Regions from separate parts of the Homo sapiens genome. Here region 2 is linked to region 1. The links are chromatin loops, found by intact Hi-C in ENCODE. Cell type or tissue: heart right ventricle. All regions are shown on one strand.

Region 1 (8,000 bases):
AGGCAAATGTACAATACTATATCCTATGGTTAATTTTATTTGACTTCAACTTTCTGCTAAACAACACTTTCCAAAATTGTAAAGTACAAATGCTTTGCAAAAGTTTAAAAAACACAGAAAATAATTTCAAAACTCAAAGTTACCATTATTTAAATGCATTTTGTTTTATTTTCACCCAGTCTCTGCATAAATAACTTTTTCTTAAACACAATTGAGATTCTGCTTCCACTTAACATTCTGTTCTAGGCATCTGCTTATATCCTCAAAAACTCTAGAGAATATTTTTAAATTGTTGGTATAAATGAAGTATATTGCTACTAATAATGATGACAACAAGAGTAACTAGCAAATTTGTAAATTAGCATCCAGACATGAATAACAAAAACCAGTTTTTAATTTTTTCAGACAAATGCAAGATTATTATCTGATCATTCCAAACCAACTGCTGAAACGGTAGCACCTGACAACACTGCAATCCCCAGTTTAAGGGCTGAAGCTGAAGAAAATGAAAAAGAAACAGCAGTATCCACAGAAGACGATTCCCACCATAAGGTAAAAGTAACATCATTTATATTAATACAATTTTTTAATTCTCCAAAGGTCTTAGTTTCAAAGCATGGTAAAAGAGATTATGTTATTTATGTCTCAGTTTAATTTTTTTAAAACATGATGATCACCTCAACTGCCTCCAATCACTAGAAGAATGATGAGGATTAATGAGTTTTACTACTTGGGCTGAGCTGCTGTATACTTGTTTCATTTTATAAAATCCAAATTCAGTTTAAACCTGTGGCTACAGAGTGTGAGGAATATTATAAACATGTTTACATGATAGTGTGTGAAGAAAAAGAATAATGAATATTAAATGTTACCTTAGGCATAAATATGGTTACATTATCATTTGTTTGAAGAATGAACTTTTTTTTCTTTTAAGGCTGAAAAATCATCAGTACTAAAGTCAAAAGAGGAAAGCCATGAACAGTCAGCAGAACAGGGCAAGAGTTCTAGCCAAGAGCTGGGATTGAAGGATCAAGAGGACAGTGATGGTCACTTAAGTGTGAATTTGGAGTATGCACCAACTGAAGGTACATTGGACATAAAAGAAGATATGAGTGAGCCTCAGGAGAAAAAACTCTCAGAGAACACTGATTTTTTGGCTCCTGGTGTTAGTTCCTTCACAGATTCTAACCAACAAGAAAGTATCACAAAGAGAGAGGAAAACCAAGAACAACCTAGAAATTATTCACATCATCAGTTGAACAGGAGCAGTAAACATAGCCAAGGCCTAAGGGATCAAGGAAACCAAGAGCAGGATCCAAATATTTCCAATGGAGAAGAGGAAGAAGAAAAAGAGCCAGGTGAAGTTGGTACCCACAATGATAACCAAGAAAGAAAGACAGAATTGCCCAGGGAGCATGCTAACAGCAAGCAGGAGGAAGACAATACCCAATCTGATGATATTTTGGAAGAGTCTGATCAACCAACTCAAGTAAGCAAGATGCAGGAGGATGAATTTGATCAGGGTAACCAAGAACAAGAAGATAACTCCAATGCAGAAATGGAAGAGGAAAATGCATCGAACGTCAATAAGCACATTCAAGAAACTGAATGGCAGAGTCAAGAGGGTAAAACTGGCCTAGAAGCTATCAGCAACCACAAAGAGACAGAAGAAAAGACTGTTTCTGAGGCTCTGCTCATGGAACCTACTGATGATGGTAATACCACGCCCAGAAATCATGGAGTTGATGATGATGGCGATGATGATGGCGATGATGGCGGCACTGATGGCCCCAGGCACAGTGCAAGTGATGACTACTTCATCCCAAGCCAGGCCTTTCTGGAGGCCGAGAGAGCTCAATCCATTGCCTATCACCTCAAAATTGAGGAGCAAAGAGAAAAAGTACATGAAAATGAAAATATAGGTACCACTGAGCCTGGAGAGCACCAAGAGGTAAAATTATTTTAAATGGTCCTTGTCCAATAAAGCCAGCATTATCAATAAACAGTCATGACCTTTCTCTGTGCTCTCACAGTGTCCTGTATGGATGTCTACTAGTACATTACTAAAATATATTACAGTTATTTCTTTTTAGGTCTATCTCTATCATTAGGCTGAGAATGCCTGTTTTATTTGAGTTCCCGTAGATGCAGATCTTGGATTTGAGTGTTGTTTATTTAAGAAGCACAGGGAACAAAGAGGAGTGCAGAAGTAACACAAGAAGGAAAGGAAGCTAATAAAAGGAACATCATTCAAGCCATGTAAAGACATTTTCTCAGAAGTATTCCATTTGGCGACTGAAGGAGCTAGGGTACTTCTTTTGGCTGAGGATTGCTAGAGGGGTATTAATTTCCCAGCATTTCCAGCCTGTCCCTTGAGTGAGCCAGGTCAATTTCCATGATTTTTCAGGCACGGAAATGCAGATATTGGCCATTGAAAGTCCCTGGAACTAGCTGGAATGATAAATTATGACAGATCTGAAGGATAGGAGATACTGGCAACTGCTGCTCTAATGCCTTGAAAGCAGATGCCATATTGTTTTCGAGTTGAATCACCAGTGTCCAACAAAATGTCTCTGACATAACAAAAGAGCCAACAATGTTTGTTGAATTAGTTATAAAGATTAAGGTCCTACTTTATTAAGCAAACACATACCAAAATGATAATCTGGAAACTACAGCAGGATCGGGGCAGGGAGGAAGCATATTTGGAGCTTTCATTCAAAATCCTGGCAGCCACAAAGTCCTGTGCCAGCAGGACTTGGCACAGATTTTGGTACACAAGGTCAATGGTAACCTCAGTTACTGAGAACTCTGCTGCCACTCTAACGTAGGAGTTTTCTTATACCTTAAAAGCCTGGTATGAAAGCTTTACCAACAAATTCAGAGAGATTTCCAATGTAACTCTGGCTTAACTACAAAATCACAAGATAATACTACATTTCTAGTGTTTTCTCAAATCCAAAGAGGAGACTCCAAGTCTTATTGAGTAATCCCCAGAGATAACGCACTAAATCTCACTGATAAAGATAGAAATGGGTCCTGTTCTCCAAGGGTTACTGTCTACCTCCACAGTTGTGACTGATTTCCCTTTCTTTTTTCTTTTTTTTTTTTTTTTGAGACGGAGTCTCACTCCTTCACCCAGGTTGGAGTGCAGTGGCGCAATCTCGGCTCACTGCAACCTCTGCCTCCCAGGTTCAAGCAATTCTCCTGTCTCAGCCACTCAAGTAGGTGGGACTATAGGCGCCTGCCACCATGCCCAGCTAATTTTTGTATTTTTAGTAGAGACAGGGTTTCACCTTGTTGGTCAGGCTGGTCTCGAATTCCTGACCTCAGGTGATCCACCCACCTCAGCCTCCCAAAGTGCTGGGATTACAGGCTCCATTTCTTCTTTTTTTTCTGTTTTGTTTTGTTTTTAGAGATGGAGTCTTGCTCTGTCTCCTAGGCTGGAGTGTAGTGATGCAATCACAGCTTACTGCAACCTCAACCTCCTGGGCTCTAGCAGTCCTCCCACCTTAGCTTCCTGAGTAACCGGGACCACAGGCATGCACCATCATGCCCAGCTAATTTTTTTTTTTTTGGGGGGGGGGGTGGGTAGAGATGGAGTTTCCCTATGTTGCCCAGGTTGGTCTTAAACTCCTGGGCTCAAGTGATCCTCCCACCTTGGCCTCCCAAAGTGCTGGGATTACACATGTGAGCCACCACACCCAGCCTGGTTTCCCTTTCTGAGATTTGAAATGATTTGAGCATGAAAAATACTCGTGAAAGTATGCACAGTGGAAATATAAATTAAGTAATGGCTCTCCTCTTAGTAGATTTTAACTTTTGCTCTTGTTATTCTAAAGGCCAAGAAAGCAGAGAACTCATCAAATGAGGAGGAAACGTCAAGTGAAGGCAACATGAGGGTGCATGCTGTGGGTGAGTATGCATGAAGCAAGCTGTTTGTGACTATATCAAGGAAGAAATGGAATCTGCCACTTTGGGCTTGTCCCTCCATCCTTTGTGAATGCTGCACAGAATTTTTTCTCTCCCCAGTCCTCCCCAAGGAAATGCTCCCATAAATTGTTGACATTTTCTTGTGCATACTTGATATACAACAATGGGTAAATGTGTTTGCAAACTGGAAGCCCTGTTGAGATATTAGTGAAAGGGCTAGAGTTCTTCCTTAAATCCTTTTGCTTCTGAAAAGACTTAATTCTATCTTATTTATTCTCAAATCTGTAACTTGCTGATGAATTTATATCCCATACTTGATAAAGGACCTTATTCCTCCCCCTATCACAAACATTTTGAATTTCAGCCTTATTTCACTTCTGACCAGCTTGCACAACGTTGCACTAAGGACTTCAGACTATGACCATCTCAGGCATAGAAGAGCTGTCTGTTCTTTGCACATCTCCAATCCAAACTGCTGCAAGAGGAAATCTAGATTATCATGTAAAATAATCAGTAAAATTATCATGTAAAATAGAAGGTTCCATCTGACATTAACACATCAATTAAAGAGGATTCCAATGTCTTCCCACTTCCAAATTTGCAAATTTCAAGGACTTCAAAATTTCCCCTTCATTAGTGAAAATGAAACTAGTTGAGTGAATTTGTATTTACATACTCAATTTAACTTTGTCCATGCTTCCTGCCCAATCTTTTCTGTTAGATTCTTGCATGAGCTTCCAGTGTAAAAGAGGCCACATCTGTAAGGCAGACCAACAGGGAAAACCTCACTGTGTCTGCCAGGATCCAGTGACTTGTCCTCCAACAAAACCCCTTGATCAAGTAAGTATTCTGCAAAATAGTCTTTAAGTGGCTCCAAAAGGTTAGTGACTGAAATAAAAATATTTGCCATTGAAATTTTTGCTTAAAAAAGGTAGATACCTAGGTTATCATTTGGTTATTTGGGATATTTGGAACATCTGCAGTTTTCATTCTACTGAGCTTATCTAGAGCTAAATTGTCATCACCGTTGGTACAGTTTAGTTGATTTTTTTGATGCCAAATGGAACAATTACGATTTTAATAGTCTCACCTACCTGACCACATCTTTGGCACAGCGCTGTTATCAGCATATGAGCTTTAAGGAGCAGAGTGTCTTCCAGTGAGCATTTGGCTCTATCAGCTTTTTCTTCTACTTATCTTCCATAGGTTTGTGGCACTGACAATCAGACCTATGCTAGTTCCTGTCATCTATTCGCTACTAAATGCAGACTGGAGGGGACCAAAAAGGGGCATCAACTCCAGCTGGATTATTTTGGAGCCTGCAAATGTAAGATTATGTCCCTCCTGTCAACCATCATCTCTGAGAGGGCTTGGGGTGAATCTGGACATGCCTGAATTATCTATATGCAAACAGGGAAAAGCTGATGTAGTTCTGAACACAAAAATTATCAACTGGAGAAACTTAAAAAATAAGAACTCTCAGGCCTTAACCGTAGGAGATTCTGATTTAACTGAACTAGGTTGGAATCCTGACATTGTTTTTTTTATTTGTTTTTGAAGTAACCTAGACAATTCTAATGTGCAGCCAGGGCTCAGAACCACTATGATAATGCTATCCACTTAATCACAGAGTTGAATCACTGGAATTTTGCTACATTATTTGCCCTCTTCCCAATTTAAGTTAAGCCTTTGCCAAGAAGTCTCTGACAACACATTTTTCCAGAAGTGTTTTAAGGCTGTCTTCCTTCCCCAGGATATTCTCAATTGTGTTTGGCTCCCCTTACCACTAAGTGATTCTCCACATTAGCAGTGCTCACTAATGTTTCCGGGTCTCCTCCCCTTCCAGACACAGGAGAGGATGAAACATGTCAGCCTCCTGGACGTTAGGTATGACCATATATCTTGCTTTGTCCAGGGAAATGTGAAAAAAGTCATCTATGTGAGTTCTGGGCAGAAGCATTCAAGAGCTGGGGTATGGTTCTCCATCCTCTGCTCCTTTGCCACCACAAACTCTCTTTGAGATAGTGGCCTCAAAAAATGGCAACGTCATTGGTGGCTGGCAAGATGGCCAAATAAGGACCACTCTGGTTTGCAGCTCCCAGTGAGATCAACGCAGAAAGAGGGTGATTTCTGCATTTCCAGCTGAGGTACCCAGCTCATTGGGACTGGTTAGACAGTGGGTGCAGCTCACAGAGGGGGAGCCAAAGTAGGGTGGGGTGTTGCCTCACCCAGTAACTGCAAGGGATCGGGAAACTCTCTCCCCTAGCGAAGGGAAGCTGTGAGGGACTGTGCTGCGAAAGACAGTGCATTCTGGCCCAGATACTACGCTTTTCCCACAGTCTTCGCAATCCACAGACCAGGAGATTCCTTCGGGTGCCTACACCACCAGGACCCTGGGTTTCAAGCACAAAACTGGGCCACCATTTGGGCAGACACCGAGCTAGCTACAGGAGTTTTTTTCCATATCCCAGTGGCACCTGGAATGCCAGCAAGACAGAACTGTTCACTTCCCTGGAAATGTGGCTGAAGCCAGTGAGCCAAATGGTCTAGCTCAGTGGATCCCACCCCCACAGAGCCCAGCAAGCTAAGATCCACTGGCTTGAAATTCTTGCTGCCAGCACAGCAGTCTGAAGTTGACCTGGGATGCTTGAGTTTGGTGGGGGGGAGGGGCATCCACCATTACTGAGGCTTGAGTTGGCGGTTTTCCCTTCACAGTGTAAACAAAGCTGCTAGGAAGTTCGGACTGGGTGGAGCCCACGGCAGCACCAGAAAGCCACTGTAGCTAGACTGCCTCTCTAGATTCTTCCTCTCTGGGAAAGGCATCTCTGAAAGTAAGGCAGCAGCCCCAGTCAGGGGTTTATAGATAAAGCTCCCATCTCCTTGGGACAGAGCACCTGGGGGAAGGGGCGGCTGTGGGCAGAGCAGACTTAAATGTTCCTGCCTGCCAGCTCTGAAGAGAGCAGCAGATCTCCCAGCACAGCACTCAAGCTCTGCTAAGGAACAGACTGCCTCCTCAAGTGGGTCCCTGACCCCCATGCCTCCTGACTGGGAGAAACCTCCCAGCAGGGGTCGACAGACATCTCATACAGGAGAGCTCTGGCTGGCATCTAGCAGGTACCCCTCTGGGACGAAGCTTCCAGAGGAAGGAACAGGCAGCAATGTTTGCTGTTCTGAAGCCTCTGCTGGTGACACCCAGGCAAACAAGGTCTAGAATGGACCTTGAGTGAACTCCAGCAGACCTGCAGCAGAGGGGCCTCTTAGAAGGAAAACTAATGAACAGAAAGGAATAGCATCAACATCAACAAAAAAGATATCCACACAAAAACCCCATCCAAAGGCCACTAACATCAAAGACCAAAGGCAGAAAATCCATGAAGATGAGGAAAAACCAACACAAAAAGCCTGAAAATTCCAAAAATGGGAATGCCTCTTCTCCTCCAAAGGATCACAACTCCTTGCCAGCAAGGGAACAAAAGTGGATGGAGAATGAGTTTGAGGAAGTGACAGAAGTAGGCTTCAGAACATGGGTAATAACAAACTCTTCTGAGTTAAAGGAACATGTTATAACCCAATACAAGGAAGCTAAGAACCTTGAAAAAAGGTTAGAGGAATTGCTAACCAGAATAACCAGTTTAGAGAAGAACATAAATGACCTGATGGAGCTGAAAAACACAGCACGAGAACTTCGTGAAGCATACACAAGTATCAATATCCAAATCGATTAAGTGGAAGAAAGGATATCAGAGATTGAAGATCAACTTAATGAAATAAAGCATGAAGACAAGATTAGAGAAAAAAGAATGAAAAGGAATAAACAAAGCCTCCAAGAAATGTGAGACTCTGTGAAAAGACCAAACCTACATCTGATTGGTGTACCTGGAAGTAATGAGGAGAATGGAACCAAGTTGGAAAACACTCTTCAGGATATTATCCAGGAGAACTTCCTCAACCTAGCAAGACAGACCAACACTGAAATTCAGCAAATACGGAGAACACCACAAAGATAATCCTCACGAAGAGCAACTCCAAGACACATAATTGTCAGATTCACCAAGGTTGAAATGAAG
Region 2 (8,000 bases), 340 kb before region 1:
GAAATAAGAAAAATAGTGCCCCAGAAATAAAAGCCTTGTGACTTGTTCCAGGAACAGAGAAGAGGCCACTTTGGTTGGAGGCCTGAGCAAGGGGAATAGCAACAAATGAGGTCAGAAGGGTATTAGATGGCAGATGGTATAGGACCTGTAGGTCATTGCAATGCTTTTGACATTGCTATGAGTGAGAAGAAAAGTCCTTGGAGGTTTTAAGCACAGGCATGATTGAGGAGTGACTGAAGTAGGAAAAAGGCAGAGAGAATGGCTAGGAAGCTCTTGTAATAATCCCAGCCAGAGATGATGGAGGCTTGAACCTGAGTGCGGCAGAAGGGATGATGAGACGTGGTCATATTCTGAAGAAGTTTGGGGAAAAATGGTAATAGGATTTGCTGAGGTACCAGATGTGGCCTGTGAGAAAACAATCAAGAATCAGGATGACACCAAGGTTTTGACCTGAGCAACTGGAAGAGTAAAGTTGATTTTTTCTTCATATTGGAAAAAATGCAGAAGAAAATGGTTTTGAGGAAAATATTGTGAGTTTGGATTTAGACAAATTTTATAAGATGGACAATTTAAGACACTCAATTTCTTAATGAAACAAGTAACAAACCTATACTAGAATAAGCCTTTCCAGTGCGATTGCCTGCTCTCTTGTTTTGCCCAAACTGGCTACCAAAATAATTGTAATAGTTTGAGAGGTTCCACTTAATATAAAAATATTATAATACCTGTAAAGGTCATTGACATTATGACTATATATTAAAGCATCAATAAGAAATTATGTAAGAGTTATTTAACCTATACTTTGTGATAAGAACTACCTACAGTGAAACACACCTTTAACAGTTGTATATTATATATACAAATGATATATAATAAGATTTAAGTGTAAACTGTCAATTTATCTCAACCCTCCAAATAGACAAAAACCAAAACATAAAACACAAACAAAACAGTATTTCATAAGTTCTACCTGAGAAAATGGTGCCTTTTCTAGGTCAAGCTAACTCTCTCTTTTTTTTTTTTTATCATATCTAAATTCTGCTGTTCCTCTTTTGAGTATCCAGAGCTGCTTTTCCTCCTCTCCCTCACCTCATGTCTTCTTGTTAAAAAAATTTTTATTTAGGTTTGGAGGTACATGTGAAGGTTCATTACATAGATAAACACATGTCCCTGGGGTTTGTTGTACATATTACTACATCACCCAGGTATTAAGCTCAGTACCCAATAGTTATCTTTTCTGTTCCTCTCCTTCTTCCCACCCTTCACCCTCAAGTAGACCCCAATGTCTGTTGTTTCCTTCTTTGTGTTCATAAGTTCTTATCATTTAGCTCCCACTTATAAGTGAGAACATGTGGTATTTGGTTTTCTGTTCCTGCGTTAGTTTGCTGAAGATAATGGCCTCCAGCTCCAGCCATGTTCCCACAAAGGACATGATCTCTTTCATTTTTATAGCTGCATAATATTCCATGGTGTATACATACCACATTTTCTTTATCCAGTCTGTCACTGATAGGCATTTAAGTTGATTCCATGTCTTTCCCATTGTGAACAGGGCTGCAATGAACAGCCGTGTGCATGTGTCTTTATGGAAGAATGTGTTATATTCCTCCGGGTATATACCCAGTAATGGGATTACTGGATCAAACAGTAGTTCTGCTTTTACAGAACTGCTTTTAAGAACATCTTCCAGGACTAGGTTTGAGCTATTGGGTGGGGCCACTGTTGACTTACAACCATTCAAGCATAGATTTTAGAATATTTGAATATTGTCATTGACAGTGGAAATATTGAACTCTAGAACTCTAGTAGCTTTGGAGGCAAACAGACTTGAGTTCAAATCCTGACTCTACCACCTGTTTACTGTGGCAAGTTGATTAAACAACTAATTTGAACTTTTCTGTGCCTCAGTTTCTCCAACTGAAAATAAGGAGCACAGTATCCATGACCAGAATTTCAGCAAAGTCCAAAAAAAAAAAAAAAAAGGATTTGGGTGATATAGAAAGGAGCTAACAAGGGAATGGAAGTCAAGGAAGGAAAGAAGGCAACAAAGAGTGTTCAGCCAACTCTGAGACTGAATGGAAATATAGAGCTTTCTAAATGGAAGACAAGTGAAATCCACAAAAAATGCTCATTTTCAACTTTGGATATGCTATTGAAGCAATAAATAATTCAGGAATTTCTATAATAATGTGTATATAATGCAGTGTTTTAAGCTGTTACACTGTTTCATAACATTAACTTTATATTTTGAATGATCCAGTTATAGAGCAAACACTTGATATGTGCCTTAGGAAATGTTCATTTTTTTATTGCTATAATTTTATAAATAATTTCAGATATTCCTCAAATGCATTTTTCTTAGTTTCAAATAAATTTCAGTGTGCATGAAAAAGATTTCCCTTTCATTTGAGTGATGGAAAATTAATTATGATCTAGAAAAACCTGTGTTCTAGGATAAGAAAATTTATAGAGTTTTAAGAGAAAAAAACTGGCTTAGCTACTAGTCCTACCAAGGGGTGAACTGGCAGTAGCTAAATATACTGCTCTCAAAGCTAAAATGAATTCAAAGCTACATAAAAAAATTCAACTTGAGTTTTAAATTTAGAACCTACAATTGACAAAAGCAAAAAAAAATGAGAGCCTATTCTGGCTAGAAGGTTGCAGAGAAGAAATTCTGGGGAAAAAAAATTAGGAGAATGATCCTTTGCCTAAGTTCCATGCAGTAGAGATTTTTACTTCTACCCTCTTAAAACTTGCCCTCTGTGTTGAAATTGAACTTCAAAAACTCAATATAAGTTTCCTAAAGGTTATTGTATAATAGAGAGTTTTGCCATGGCATTTCTAAGGAACCAATAACTGAAGTTAAAACCAGGAGTCTGTAAAAAAAATATGTATCTTCACACCATCTCTATTTAACTGGAAAACAAAACAAAACAAAGAAAAATGGGAAACAACTGAGAAGGGAAAGAAATGGACACTTGAACTTTTTTCTGGTTCCTCGTTCCTGGTTCAAAAATGGACACCTCCACCAATGATGCACCTAGCCTGACTTTGCTGGGTCAGACTGACACACAGAGTTGCTCCTCAAAGAGAATCTGGAAGGAAGTACTCCATGGAACATGCTTCATCCTGTCGTGGGTTTTTCATTTCTTATCGATCACTTGAGTGTGAACAATCATATAAAATGCTAGCTAACTAGGAACCTATACTATCAGTTCCAGCTATTAGACTCTCACCCAGGAATAAGGCTTTTTTGTTTGTTTGTTTTATTTTCTCATCTATTTCTAGGACCCATCTTTTCTGTACTTGTGCTCTGGGATTAATTGCTTTGGTATACATTTTTTTTTAAACTTAGTATTCTAGGAAGTCCTTTTTCCCCTGCTATCATGGTCCCCAATTTATTCTTGACTCTATTAAGGTAACACATTTCTCTGTCATCATTTTAGACAGACTCACACAATACACTTTTCCATATGTTCTAACTAAAATAAGTTTCTGTTTTACATATACAATATACTTTTCTGTATGTTCTAACTTGCCAAAATAACTCTCTATCTTCTAATTTACATACATTACAAATATACAGTATTTCCCCTCCTGGATCAGTGGGGAAGTCTTTGAAGTGTTGTGAATAGAACAGAGGGGTCCATGTTGAGTAATCTCTTCTTTACCATACAGATGCTTAGATTGGTCAAGGCTTTAGGCATTTCATAGAAGTATTTACTTCCCACTGATATCCAAAATAAGAGTCCAGAATGAGTGTGCTGGGAGTCTTGCCCTGTTTTTAGCAGAAGGAATGTTTTCATTTTAAACGTGTTCATTCATGAGTATCAATAATCATCCTAAGCTCAAAAAGGTCACCTTTTCTAAAGCATCACTTACAACCAACTTTCTCCTTTACCCTCAAATTAATTTTATTTTTAGTTATTATTTTTTCTGTCAGCATTTGGGAATTTCAACAGAAGCCATAAAAATTTCAGCCAGATGCAGAATCATGGAGGGTCACAGCAGAGCATGAAGTTAGCTGTGTTCATTCCTCTGGGCTTTTTGTTTACCCATTCCTCTATTACAAGCAAAGAGAAGACATGTCAATATAATTTGCTTTTATTTTTATATTAGAGAGATGTCTTACTCCACCTTAAAATGTAACTCAGAGGATGTAGTTAAAATATAATTATAATGATGCTAGCCCTTTCCTTCAGGACATGGTGACATTGCTGGAAGTGGCTGCAAAACTTTGTTGTGTGACCTCAAGAGGAAAATATCTCTTACCCTCATAATAGTCTTTTTCAGAGGTTGCTGTTTTGTTTTTCAAGACCAAGAATCTTCTTCTCAGGATACAGAACTTGAGGACTTTTACCAGCTAGCTATTCATTGTATCGAACATGTATTAATATTTTCTTACCAAATTAGGGTGTATATCGTCTTAGCTTATTTTTAATTCCATGTTTATCTGCATTGTGTTATCATTTTATTTTATCTCTTTTTTCATGAATTCCTTAATTCTCACCAACCCAGATTTTCTCTATGCTTGTCAGTTCCTGTTCCAGTTATCTGTTGCTATAAACATACCACCTTAAAACTTTTCGTAGTTTGAAATACAAATTCACTGTTTTCTCTCAAGGTTCTGTGTGTTGACTTGGCTCAGCTGCATGATTCTCACTTGTGATTTCTCAAATGGCACAGTCAGAGATGGGGTGCAAGAGTCATCCCAAAACTTGACTGAGCTGCACATCCGATATGCCACAGTGCTTCTCCACATGATCACTCTGTCCTGCAGAATAGGCTGGACTTCCTATATGGTAGCTCAGGATTTAAAATGCTCAGTCAGAAATGGGATCTAATTAAACTAAAGAGCTTCTGCACAGCAAAAGAATCTATCATCCGAGTGAATAGACAACCCACAGAATGGGAAAAAATGTTTGCAATCTATCCATCTGACAAAGGTCTAATATCCAGAGTCTATAAGAAACTTAAACAAATTTACAAGAAAAAAACAAAAACCAACAGCCCCATTAAAAAGTGGGGAAAGAACATAATTAGACACTTTAGAAAAGAAGACATACATGTGGCCAGCAAATACGTGAAAAAAAGCTCAACATCCCCACTGATCATTACAGAAATGCAAATCAAAACCACAATGAGATACCATCTCACACGTCACAATTACTATTATTAAAAAGTCAAAAAAACAACAGATGTTGGTGAGGCTGCAGATAAAAAGGAATGCTTTTACACTGTTGGTGGGAGTATAAATTAGTTAACCATTGTGGAAGACAGTGTGGCAATTCCTCAAAGACCTAGAGGCAGAAATACCACTTGACCCAGCAATCCCATTACTGGGTATATATCCAAAGGAATGTAGCAGATCACGAGGTCAAGAGATCGAGACCATCCTGGCCAACATGTTGAAACCCCATCTCTAGCAAAAAAAAACAAAAACAAAAAACAAAAACAAAAAAAAAAACTGTTGTGGTGGTGTGCACCTGCAGTCCTAGCTACTTGGGAGGCTAAGGCAGGAGAATCCCTTGAACCCGGGAGGCAGAGGTTGTAGTGAGTGGAAATCATGGCACTGCACCCCTGCCTGATGACAGCGTAAGACTCTGTCTCAAAAAAAAAAAAAGAATATAAAGAATATAAAGCATTCTATTATAAAGAAACATGCACATGTATGTTTATTGCAGCACTATTCACAATAGCAAAGACATGAATGTGCATCAATGATATACTGGATAAAGAAAATGATATAAATGCCCATCAATGATATACTGGATAAAGAAAATGTGGCATGTGTACACCATGGAATACTATGCAGCCATAAAAAAGAATGAGATCATGTCCTCTGCAGGGACATCGATGGAGCCAGAAGCCATTATCCCCAGCAAACCAATGCAGGAACAGAAAACCAAATACTGCACGTTCTCACTTATAAGTGGGAGTTGAATAATGAGAACACATGGACACAGGGAGGGGAAAAACACACACTGGGGCCTGTTGGAGGTGGGGTATCAGGAATAATAGCTAATGCATGCTGGGCTTGATACCTAGGCGATAGGAGGTACTGTGCAGTAAATCACCATGACACACATTTACCTGCGTTAACAAACCCGCACATCCTGCGCATGTACAGACCTTAAAAGTTGAAGAAAAAAAGATAGTCGGTTAAAAATTAATTAACTGGATTTGTTGGTCTAAGAATAAAAGTTTCCATGCAAATTGAAAGCAGAGATTGACAGGCTAGTTTTATGGCCTAAGCCTGGGACTGTTGCACAGTTACTCTCCACTTGTTCGTCAAAACTGTCAGATTGAAGCGGGTGCAGAAATAGGCCTCACACCTTGATGGAGAAGTGGCAGCCTCACATTGCAGAATAGCTTGAGGAATGGGAGATAACGTTTCAGTCATTTTTGGAGAATACAGTGTGCCTAAGACATACCCCGGGTGTAATTCAGGTATTGGGCATTCACTGACAGTTATTCTCAGAATGTTTGGTGTACTGGATTTGATCATGGCCCATTTTATGTAGCAGGAGTAATGGTTGTGCTGTTGATTTTACAGAACTAACCTACAGCTAGAACCAAGATCAAGCTTCCCCTCAGCTGGCTAAGAGGTGAGACATACCTGATCATTCTTGTTACAGAATTTTGAAAGACAGTATAGTGAAAAAGTTACCTTTAAATATTATTTATCAAAGATAATACTTCTTGCTGTGCCTAGGTCCTGGAACTGTCAGAAACATCTCATCAAATAGCTGCAGAGGGTGGATTGCTTGAGCCAGAGATGGAGACTAGCCTCAGCAGCATGGCAAAACCTTGTCTACTAGAAAATACAAAAATTACCCTGGTGTGGTGGTGCACACCTGTAGTCCCAGCTCTTGGGGCCGCTGAGGCAGGAGGATCACCTGAGCCTGGGAGGTCGAGCCTGCAGTGAGCTGTGATTGCACCACTGCACTCCAGCCTGGGTGACAGAGCAAGACCCTGTCTCAAAAAATAAAACTAATACATAAATATGTAGCTGCAGAAAGGAGAAAATCCTCAGGTTGCTCTATCAAACATCAGAAATGTTCCTGAGTTTTTAAACAAAGTTTGAAGCAAAGGACAAAGCTTCAAATTGAAAACAAACAAACAAAAAAAACACAAAGAAAAGAGAAAAAGATACAATTTATCTCTTAAGTGATTAATGACAACAACATTTTCAAAATGATCATAGTTTATACAATCATCTAAAAGGGGATCAGTGAACTATGGCCTGTGGGCCAAATCTGACTCATCACCTGTTTTGGCAGATAAAGTTTTATTGGAACACAGTCATGTTCATTTGTTTACGAATTGTCTATGGCTGCTTTCACTACAGTGTCAGAGTTGAGTAATTGTGACAGAAACCATATAGCCTGCAAAGCAATCCACCCTCTGCAGCTATTTGATGTTTCTGACAGTTCCAGGACCTAGGCACAGCAAGAAGTATTATCTTTGATAAATAATATTTAAAGGTAACTTTTTCACTATACTGTCTTTCAGAATTCTGTAACAAGAATGATCAGGTATGTCTCACCACTTAGCCAGCTGAGGGGAAGCTTGATCTTGGTTCTAGCTGTAGGTTAGTTCTGTAAAATCGACAGCACAAATTCTGCAAAGCCAAGAATACTTTCTATCTGGTCTTTTAAAAAAGAAGTTTGCTGACTTTTGCTTTTTAGTGAAAGCTTGCTGACCCCTTATTAAAATAGTGAGGGCAGAATTTATATTTTAAAAAGAGATAAGATGAATTCTGTACATATTAATGGTGGTCTTATCTTCCTGGACCCTGGGAACCATGAGATACAAGGGAGAAGCCTCCTGAGAAAGACCAGGATGTAACAGAATGTAATTTGCATGAGAACCTTTATTCTTCAACCAACAAATCAAGTTAATGAGTTTCTAACCCACTAAGTATTTTAAAGAGCTAGGGCAGAAAATATTTGCTACACTGTACATGGATAAACAAAATGTCCAAGTCATTGCTTCAT

The links. Peaks named below come from ENCODE experiments on the same cell type or tissue, not always from the same donor. Only the 100,000 strongest peaks of a DNase experiment are listed, where the experiment ranks them.
Region 2: it touches region 1 in a loop (6-fold over the local background); 2 of 110 quality-filtered maps call a loop at or near these places.

Annotation. Positions count from the first base shown.
Region 1 is chr4:87,487,533-87,495,532 of GRCh38, reverse strand. It overlaps SPARCL1 (SPARC like 1), which reads left to right. Exons shown (of 11, transcript NM_004684.6): 3 at 406-552; 4 at 935-1,951; 5 at 3,843-3,915; 6 at 4,655-4,773; 7 at 5,140-5,260. Among named protein-coding and RNA genes, the nearest start is that of SCPPPQ1, 20 kb to the right of the region's middle. In heart right ventricle, no CTCF peak of the experiment used is centred here; no DNase peak of the experiment used is centred here; H3K27ac peaks cover 7,286 bases.
Region 2 is chr4:87,823,848-87,831,847 of GRCh38, reverse strand. It overlaps a transcript of MEPE not described here. Among named protein-coding and RNA genes, the nearest start is that of MEPE, 5.1 kb to the left of the region's middle. In heart right ventricle, no CTCF peak of the experiment used is centred here; no DNase peak of the experiment used is centred here.